Linked DNA regions of Mus musculus: region 1 is linked to region 2. A link is a loop called in an ENCODE intact Hi-C map of the cell type or tissue named here. Cell type or tissue: left cerebral cortex. All regions are shown on one strand. Each heading gives the region's core, and the rest is flanking DNA. Links, peaks and the distances in the headings are about the cores only. Region 1 has its middle 60 kb from the start of Gm24304. Region 2 has its middle 110 kb from the start of Gm22974.

Region 1 (5,399 bases), core at 169-5,168, 740 kb after region 2:
GAGACTATAACCTCTAAACTCCATATGGTAGCTCTTCCATTGGATTTCAAGAGGAAATGGAGCAGATTTATTTCCATTCATATCCTCACAACATAAATAATAAGCAAAGTGAGAATCCAAATGTTAATTTTATAACAAACATAATATTCAGCATTTTTTGAAACAATATTTATGAAAAATACAGAATTATACATATTGCACTATTGCTGACACTTATTGTCATTAAGTAAAGTAGTAGTTGATTTATACAAAATATAATCAACTGTTGGATGTATTTGATTGTCTACAACCAGAGAAAATATTTCAGAAAATTATATAGGATATGTTCAAATATGTTCATTTTTATACACATTAAGCATTTCATCCAAGAAAAGTTAAATATCACAGGTAAGAAGTTATTTTGCATCACAAATTTGACTAAATATCTTGTCACAGAAAACTTTCTGTACAATAGACCCAACCCTCTCTGTGTCCCAGTTCGAGAAACCTGGTCAGGCTTCCTTCAGTGGTCAAAGGAATTGTGCTCCTGTGGCTACAACTTAGGGTTTTATTGATGTGATGAAACCCCACAACCAAATTCAAGTTAGGGAAGAAAGGTTAATTGGATTTATACTTCCAGATTATAATCCATCATGAGAGAAAGTCAGGACAGGAACTCACTCAGGGCTAGATCCAGGAGGCAAGAGTTGATGCAGAGGCCTCTGGTGGTGCTGCTCACAGGCTTGCTCAGCTTGCCTTCTTATAGAACTCAGAAGGACAAGTCCAGGGATGGCTTCACCCACACTGGGCTAGGCCCTGCCCTAACTGATCACTAACTGAGTCATTTCTGCAACTGAGGCTCCGTTCTCTGTAATGACCCTAGCTTGTGTCAAGTTGATGCACAAAACCAGCCAGAATATTCTACCTGCAGCCTGTGAATGGATGAGGGAGTGTCCTACCTCATCCCAACAAAAATCATTTCACTAAAAATTTCTTAAAAGGGAAAGCCATTGGGAAAATAGACAACGACTACAATCATTTAAGACAGAAACAGAGAGTTATAGAGAAAAGGAACAAAGTAATTATGAAAGTTTCCAATATCCAGAGGAGGCAGGGGATTTTATTCTTAAGGTATTTGGAAGGTTTGTATAAGTCTTTTGGGAGTCATGGTTTCATGACTTCTAACTCATGAAAGGAAACTAGAAGTATAATTTAATTTCTTTTTTTTTTAACCAAATGTTTGTCTGTAATTTGTTAGAGCTTCAATGCTAAACTAATTTAATGGATACATTTCCCCTTGTGGAAATATTTAGATTTTTTTTAAATTCGTACATTGTTTTATGATATACTAGTTATCAATCTGAATACTCCACCTCATGCACGAGTGACATGGTATTTCCAGGTTTAATGAGGTAAAAAATTTTAGGAAATAATCCGGAGTAGTATTTTCCATGAATCAGCACAATGCAACATGAATGGAGAGGGAGCTCAGGGTAATCATGAAACGAGATATTCACAAAACTCACGAGGCATCTTTCTGCGGTGATATAGTCAGCAAATAATAGCTGGGGTAAAAGAGATTCATCAGGGGTTTGGGTGTCTCATATATGCACAAAGGAATACAGCAGCATAATCAATTTCATAAATTGTTCCATGCACTGAAATATATATATATATATATATATATATATATATATATATATATATATAATTATATATATAATTTATTATTGCTGATTTAGCCACTGTATGGGTTCAACTAACAGCCAATAGCCTTAAGTAATCCATAGGTTCACCAAGCTAAACTTGGATATTGTCAATTCATTGGTTAGTGTTGTCTCTATATGGAGCAAATAGAAATATACTCTGTAGAAATAAGGATTACAGTATCTAGTGACTGCAGAGTCCAATAGAAAGAAAATGAGCCTGAAAATAGCAGTTACAGAGCCTTGTGATAAGGGATAAGGCAAGCTCCAGGGTCTGAGCCATGTGCTGGAGCACTGTTGTTGTAAAGCCTCTTATGACCAGCCCTCCCTGCATATGATATGCTACACCTCCCTGCTGCAGTGACAGCTGTGGAGAACAGCGCATGCAACCAAGGCTGAAGAAGAGGCTTCCCATGTAAGGGAATAAATACAGTGAGGAAAATAAAGCTGGATGCTTTCCACTCCATTAGCTTGCTATTTTGCAGGGGGTGGGGACGTCAAACAGTGGTGGAGGGTTAGAATTGGTATGAAATGGGGGTGCTGGGTTTCTTTTTGTTATATCCACTGAGGCATAAGAAAGAGTAAACATTCAGTCTGCTAAAGAACCTTGCCCCCACCATTGACCCCAAACTTGAACCCACAGGAACGAATTACACAGCAACAAGGGACATATATAAGTAAAAATGAAGGAAGCTACCCCTGAAATGTAATCTGTAATTCACAGCAAGGGGAAATCCATCACTATCTGCAGATGGGGATCTTGTAATGTCCCAGGATATCAAAGTATTTTAACTAGAGAACACTTTGTTCCAGAACTGCTTTAGTCAAGAATATCTTTTTAGTATAGAATGGAAGAACCTCCCACAAGCTGGCTCAGGAAGCTGTGAGACAAGTGGGTGGGTGGATAGAATTGTGCTTAGGGGAAGCGGGGAAAATGAATGACTGCTCATCAGTCCTCGAGAGCTGGCAGAAGGGGGTTAATGTATGATACCCACATCACCAGGCGTCAGAGGACTGTGCTGCCAGGAGATTTAAGCAAGTGCTAAACTCAGCAGGGGCGTTATGTAGATGCTCAGGACCATAGTGAAACATGTGAATTATGATTTTGGATAGGTTATGACATAGCTGAATAAATGAGGTGGGAATGTAAATCCAGTTTATAGAAAATAAGAAGGGGGTATGTGGTAATATCCAAGGATCTTAGTTGTTGTTGTTGTTGTTGTTGTTGTTGTTGTTAGGTTTTGTTTGTTTGTTTGTTTGGGGGGATTTTTGTTTTGTTTTGTTTTTTGACTACACATTGCAATAAAATTTCACCATTATCTAATGTCTTTTATATGTGGAAATTTTGGAAGAGCCACATAAACATTAATTTAAAAGCGTGAAGATACCTTACATAGGTATATAAAAAGCTGCTCCCTGAAATCATTGTATATATGCTCATAGATTATGTTGCTAGAAATAGTTACTGTAAAAATTTATTTTCATATAGAGATGGGCAGTTTTAGTTCTCATAAGTTGTTAAACTTCTGAGAATCTGCTGATTTGGTTGTGCTCCTACCCACCTCCCCAAAACCCCTCCAAGGTTTAGAAAATGTTGCACAAGATTAAGTGGAACGAATATAAGGACCAATGATGGAAGGAATATGGTTGCTGTTGTGGTGTGAATTAAAATGCTCCCCATAAACCCAGAGGGAATAGCACAATTAAGTATAGCCTTGTTGGAGTATTAGGTTCAGCCTTGGAGAAAGTCCTCATTCCAGGGTAGGATTTTAGGTCTCAGAAACTCAAGCCAGGTCTAGTGTGTCTCATTCCCTTCCAGCTGCCTGAGGACCCAGGGGTAGAACTGTCAGCTACATCTCCAGCACCATGTCTGCCTGTGCATCACCTTGCTTCCTGCCATGATGAAAATGGATTAAAACTCTCAATTAGCCAACCCTAATTATTTTTTTTTTCCTTTATAAGAGCTGCTGTGGTCATAGTGTCTCTTCACAGAGATAAAACCCTAAGATAGTAGGGAAGAATAGATACGGGGAACATGAGACCCCCTCCCTTGGGTTATGTAAGCAGTAAAATCCTGCTACAAAATTCAAGGGAGTAGCTGCCTCCAACTTCTCTAACTCTCTAGTACTGTGATGGCAAGGGCAGGTCACCATGCCCAAATATGTTGGCTGTTTTTGCTGTTGTTGTTGCTGTTTTTGCTTGGATTCTGGAGGATTTATCTCAGCTCCCCATATTTTCAAGGCAAGTACTTTACCAACTGTGCCATCACTTCAACATAGACATTAGTGTTTTATTAAATAAGTTCTCTATTGGGCAAGTTACTTTAAACAAATCCAAATGTTTCCTTTCTATAACATCTAGAGCAGCATTTTATATCATTAGCTCTAAAACATCTCTTTTTCGGCAGACTCTGTGCTTTTACACATGACTCACATATATTATCTAACACTATCTCTTATAGAAATCTTGTTTTGACATAGTTATTTAAATAAAGAGTCATATCCCAACTCTATTCATGAGTATACACCAAACCTTTAGCCTGCTGGCAAGATTTGAAAAACAAGACTTTAAGGTAAATACTCTTCCTTTGATTCTAGCCTTAGATATTGAAAGAGCAGTTGTGGGACTATGGCAGCTCTGAACTAGTGAGGAAAGCTGCAATCTTCCATTGGTTGGGTGTTTTTAAGCTAATAATGAACCACATTGAGATGCCATGCTTTCTGGGTACTTCCTCTTCTCAACACATCCTCAATTCCTGAATGTCAAGCTGTCTTGGAAATGAAAAAACTCTCATTCCAGACAAAATAACAGCCTTGATTTCATTTGGTGAGTTCCCTGGCAGGGTCAATCCCCTTAAGGTCTGGGAAGTATTTAAGGATACCTAGCAAATAAACTATGATACTTTGTTAATTCTTTGGTAAATGCAAACTTTCTGGTTATGATTTATACATGTTTAAACTTCCCTGAGTGTGACTCGGGTTTTAGATAGTTTGGAAAAGGGCTCCCCTAACATGCACACACCCCTAAGTTCAAACTCCAACATCACATATTCTGTGATATTGGTGGCACACATATATGTCCCTAGCCTTTTAGTTTCAGAAGGCTCAGAAATATAAGGCCATCCTCATATGTGATTTTTTGAGATAAACATGGGGTTCATGATACCCTATAATGAAAAAAGAAATGAAATATGCCTCTCTGTTTCCTGACTGACTCTGTCTGGTAGAGAAGTATTCCTAGAAAACTAAAAGTATATTAGTCATTACTATATTATAATAATATCCTTGCTATTTGCCGGAAAAGTTGTTATTTATCATATTAGTAAAAAGAGTTATTTGAAAACAATTAAAACACTATAATGACCAGACATTGATAGCTACAAATATATAAAACTAATTTCCAGAATGTGAATGTTTTTATTCTATTTCTGTAATATTTATATTACTATAATATAACTTTAAATATGATTACATCATTATGAAAAATACATTAAATATATATAGCAATAGTTCATTAAAATTCTATGGTCATTCAAATATACTATTATATTCAAATAAAGAAAGTATCATAAAAACATATCTGTATAGATATAAGGATTCAAATATTGCTCAAGAAAGACCCCAGATTCAGATAGTATACAAAGAGAAAGAGTGTTTATTATGAAGAAACAACCAGCATACAGGGGTCAGGCATTCTCCAAAACAGTGACTCCAG
Region 2 (5,399 bases), core at 204-5,203:
TTTAATTTTATGAGAACTTTGTAAATAAGGAATAATGATTTAAATACTTTGAGAAGGTATCATGTATGATTAGAGTCTCCTATGTCTTTGAGCTACCATATTTCCTTTAAAGCAAGGTAAAATGGACTAAAGAGCTGACCTCCACAATAGTCACTGAAGCTAGGTAACTTCTTCCCAATCCTTCATCAAAGTCAGGCCAAACAACTTCAATAAGAGAAAAAAGTAGTTAATACTCACAAATTTGGTGTTCAATAGACGTGAGAGGTTTTTATTACCGACTTTATGAGAGAAACATGAAGGGTCATGTCTCCTCTAGTGTACTCAGTGGGGTCTGTCACTGGGAATCCCATATTCTCTCCCTTTTGGGAAGGAAGGAACTTCCACTAATTTTGAGGAGTATCTGGTGCATTGCACTTATACACTGCATATATGCTAAATGACCATAGGTGTCAATGATGTAAAACATTACTATTAAGCGTGCTGATGTTTAGAGAGTATCTTGGTTTTACTTGTGTATTATGAGACACCTTTGATGTTGCTGGTGACTAGATAATGAGTTTGGCTTCTTTTTATATTATTCTTCAATACTGATTCAATTGTGCAGACTGCCTTCCAGGAAACTCAATGTGGAGCCCTAATTCCTGAATTACGGTCTTCCTTTAATTAGGAGTGAGTTGTATTGAGGTCTAAGATGTGCATTACTATTATAAGGGTTTTTTTTCCCATGTGATGGTTAATCTACATTGGTAATAGAATTTGGAATTATTTAGGAGACATGCCTTTGAGGCTTTTCTAGAGAGGTTTAACATATTTGGGAAGACCAATACCATCCTATAAGCTAGTTTATAAGATTTAAATAAAAGGCAAAAAAAAAAAAAAAAAGGAGGAAGACAGAAGATCACCAGTATCCATTTCTCTCAGCAAGACTGTGAGTGGCATGTGACTAGATCTTTCATGGTCCCACACCAAACTTTCCACATCATGCTGGAATGTATATTCAATCCATAAGGCAAAACACAAGTTTGTTCTCCTTCCTTAAGTTTCTCTTTTATAGGTGTTTTCTTTCAGACATGGGAGAAATAACCAATACAGAACGGGAAACAATGATATGGATAGTCTATGATGTAAGTTGGCAGTTATCCATAGAACACCAGTCTCTATGTTGTAGGTATGTTCCCATCTTCTCTTCCCTTTCCATCCTCATATATACTTCAATTAGATTAAACACAACTTAATTTTCATTGAACATCTTCTATGTTAGAAATGGAATGCAAATAAAAATATTCATTTCTCTGTAAGGAAAAGAATCTGCAGTGAAGTTGTAGAAACAGATGATCTAACTAGAATTTTAGAATTTGGAATACATACACAGGGTTGTACATTGATAGTACTACAAAAATAATTGAAGCTAAACTTGTGTTCCAGTGAGTCGCAGCCGGTCATACAGACATTCTCTCTAAAATGAAACTCTCCTTCCAGAAGGATGGGAAATAGTTTTTTAATCAACTGGTTCAGGGAGCTTAGAAGGTGCAAAGATTCCTAAGTTCCCTCCTACATTTATGTAAGCAGGATCATCCTCTGAGGAAAGTGGATTCTGGTTTACTCAGCAGCCTGAAATTCGTTCAGCAAGATTTATACAGGCATCTTGAGCGACGTCACTAGATTGAGGAAGAGTTTTTGGTGATGCAGGCATTTCTGCCACTGATGCTTCGATGACTAATTCTGATAAACTCCTTTGTTCAGTGACCTAGATTTGCATCGACTTGTTTCTTTGGTCTTCATTGTCGGTGCCTTATGTAGGCTGAATATCCATTGGCTCCTATCTCCCTAGAAAAAAAGCCTCACACAACACAGGGCCCAAATAATGCATGTATTTATGGAAAATTAATTGGCCACAGTTAATGTGGAATAAATTGACTAACAAATTATCAGAGAAATGGTGTTAGTGGGAAGGTGATAATTAAGGAGTATATTATCAATTACCTGAACTTTCATTTTATATTTTCTGATTTTAAGGTGAAATTTTAAACCTTTAAGATTAACATGACTTTATATTGAATTCTGAATTCATCCCCATCGACTTTATTTTTATTTTCCTAAGATCCTTTTTTTTTTTTTTTTTTTTTCCACACCATGGGAAAACAATGTGCTGACTTTAAATTAGAAAGTTTACTTTCATTTCTTGGTAGTGATAGAAATGCAGTGTTTCTAGTTTCTTGGAAATTGATGCCTCCTGTGCTACTATGTCTACCTTTGATTTCTATTTGTCTGTGAAGATGATATTAGAAGGGAGTGCCTGGATTTTTCAATGAGTGGCCTCACATTTAATTCTAGGTATAGTGGGAATGAATTTTGTCCCACTGAAGCACATGTAATGTGTTGCTACTTGTTAGGTACACATTCGACTCATCCTTAACTCATACCCGATATGTGTTCCAGACACATCATGCTAGCCTCCTACTGTTCTTCTTCCCACAAACACAAAATGAACTCCACATGGTACAACACCCACCACTCCTTAGGCCCGCAGGATCACTGCAATATACTTCTACAAAGATATGCAGGAAAGAACACACACAGCTCTCCCACACAGCTTGGAACCATCATGCAGAATAAGCCGGATCTATTCTGGTTTCATGTTCCTGTTTTTCAAAGGTGAGTGGGCAGACACAGAACTGCTGTTGCTGCTGTGACAATCTTGTGGTCATAAAGAATCCTTAAAGTTACCCAGAGATGGTAATGAATTCTCATTCTTAGTTGATAAAGACTGATTCACCCCTGGTTTTACAGAGCATCTAGACCATTTGGCACCACAATCGGCAGTGAATTCCTTTATGTAAAAGGACCCAATCTAGCTGGTTGAGAAAAGTCAACTTTTGCATTTCAAATGCCAAAAGTCTTTATAGCTGCCAGCATTTAAGTCCCAATTAAAAACAAAATGAAAGCAAGACAATAAGTTGGGTCTCATCCAAGTCAGTATACTTCACAGATAATAGCTCTGAAACAAGGAGGTGATTGTTAAACTTGGGAGTGGGAAGATGTCCTTCAGGCATTCAGGTTTATACAGGCTGCCTAGTTTTCTGCGTTCATACATATTGTATCTTTTGTAGCCATAAACCTAGATCCAAGCAAACTGGATTCTTATCTCAAAGCTGTAATTTACTGACTGCTTGTGTGAGCTTGGACAAAGCCTGATATTTCCAGGTCGCCATTTTTTTATGACCAAAACTGGGCATCCATATCATTATAGTGTGTTATGTATATATTATAAGTCAGCAGCAAAGCATATGCTCACATACATATTTATTAGAAGCATTTCTTGAGATAAGTTAGGGATGGGTGTGTAGGGAGCTGTAACATTCATGGAACATCTAATTATACTTAGCTAACCTTCAATACTGTCACAGTGGTATGTTTTGTTTTTCACCTGTTATTAGCAAAAGTAGAAGTTGGAATGGGAATATATTATGAACATCTCCAAACTAAGTGGCATAGCTAAAAGCTATATAGTGAGTAGTGTATGTAATGATATAGTAAAATCCTCAATCGCTTAATGGAATAAAACTAATCTGAATTTTCAAGAATTACAATTCTTGGGAAAGATCATATATATATGAAATCTGATTTTAATAGTTTTATGCAATAAAGATATTGCACTCTATTTTATAAAATGATCTGTATTTGGCTTAATGTAATTTGAAATAAAGGTATTACATCCTCCCTGAAAAATAATCTATATTTGGCTTAATGTAATTTGAGTTAATTTTTGGTTTAAATAGGTACATTAAATAAAAGAGCAGTGGATATTTTTATGTACATATTTGGTCTTACATCTCTGACTAGCTTTCTTTAACAACTTTATTCTGCTATAGGGTGAGAACTTTAAATCTTTCTTCATATTAGAAAACTAATTTTTGAAAATATCATGTGTGAACATTTTATAGGAGTATAATTATATCTGCCTCTAGCCTCTATTCTGTCATCAAATATTCTCATCCTGAGAGATATTTGTGAGTGTGATTAGTAATAAATATGTTTTCTTGTTTCAATTTTCATTTATGTAAGCTCAGTGAAGCTGAACATCTATCTGGGTTCTATCCAGTTTTATATTTAATTACTTAAATGGAAATCTATTTGTGCTAGGTGAAGTGAGAATCTATTTGCATTTATACCTATTGCTATTGAAAAATTTCATCATAATTTGTTTTTCAGTATCATTTCTTTGACCATTTTTGATGCCCATTCATAATGATGTCTGTTCATTACCAACAGTCATGGACCCTTCTCTATTATCAGTGTCTAGAGTGTAAATTATGGGAGATTAAGGCACGGGGGCAGGATAAGTATGTCAGAGTCAGTGACTTGTAACCTAAGTACCTTCAGTTCAGGAGCAGCCAGAGTGAACTTAGTGAACTCTAGAGGGACAAGCATGGTTCTGTGTGAGACATGGGTGTGTGTGGGTGTGTGGGTGTGTGGGCAGGTATGGATAGTACAGTATGTAACTAAATCATACTCAAGTTACAAAGTTTGACAAGTGATGGGATATTTCAAGATCTGAGGATAGTGAATTAGTTAAAAAAGAGAGAAAGAAGACCCTTTATGGAAGCACTCCTTCTAGATGCAAATATAAATAAATAAATAAATAAATAAATAAATAAATAAATGTAGAATATAATACAATAAAATGTCTAATGAGGCAAAAAGGAATGAAACCTGTAACTCACAGGTCCTGGGAGCAGAGCCAAAGGTGCTCACCCTCACCCAACCTCCAAAGCCCTGTCTTCTCACCCTGTGTTGGTACTGATTTCCTCACAACTCTTACTGCTGTGTAATAAAAAGACTTAGCTTCTCACAGTTTCTATGACAATCGAAAAGACCATTTATTTGTTTTGATTACTTATCAAACAATACATTTATGGCATGCTCTGGATATCAGATCACTTCCATATCCTTTATAGACCACCAAACTAAATATTTCTTGCGTGCATTTTTAAAGGAGTGCTAAAAGACTATTCTTGAAGCTTAGAATCTTTCAACTCAGTCCTGCTAAATAAAAACCAACAAATAAATAAAAATTGTTACATTCTTTTGTGCAATTAATGTCCTGGGATGATCTCTGAACTTCATTGATCAGGCTTGAAGCCTGGGGTCCTTTATCTGTAGTCATGCAGAACTGGTTATTTGAAGCACATAGGTAGTGAATGAGAGAATATAACTTATGTGAGAAAAATCAGAACAAACTTTCAGGAATTAGTGTATGTCCAACACAGATTCCCAAGCCTTTTGAAGTGAAAGTGCTTTCAAGAGAATTAGGCTGTCACATAGAGCTTAGTCTGACTGTATTTGTATTAGTATGGTAAGGTTCCAGACTTAACTTCCAGCTTTTGAAAGCCTAGATT

The links. Hi-C counts contacts between places; a loop is a spot of excess contacts. Peaks named below come from ENCODE experiments on the same cell type or tissue, not always from the same donor. Only the 100,000 strongest peaks of a DNase experiment are listed, where the experiment ranks them.
Region 1: a loop joins it to region 2, with 34 times the contacts of the local background. A loop is called at or near these places in 2 of 42 quality-filtered maps.

What each region holds. Positions count from the first base shown.
Region 1 is chr5:80,036,266-80,041,664 of GRCm38, reverse strand. No RefSeq gene overlaps it. Among named protein-coding and RNA genes, the nearest start is that of Gm24304, 60 kb to the left of the region's middle. In left cerebral cortex, for the core only: no CTCF peak of the experiment used is centred there; DNase peaks (open chromatin) are centred at 2,031, 2,605 and 4,121; H3K27ac peaks cover 600 bases.
Region 2 is chr5:80,781,278-80,786,676 of GRCm38, reverse strand. No RefSeq gene overlaps it. Among named protein-coding and RNA genes, the nearest start is that of Gm22974, 110 kb to the left of the region's middle. In left cerebral cortex, for the core only: no CTCF peak of the experiment used is centred there; DNase peaks (open chromatin) are centred at 1,625 and 2,551; H3K27ac peaks cover 796 bases.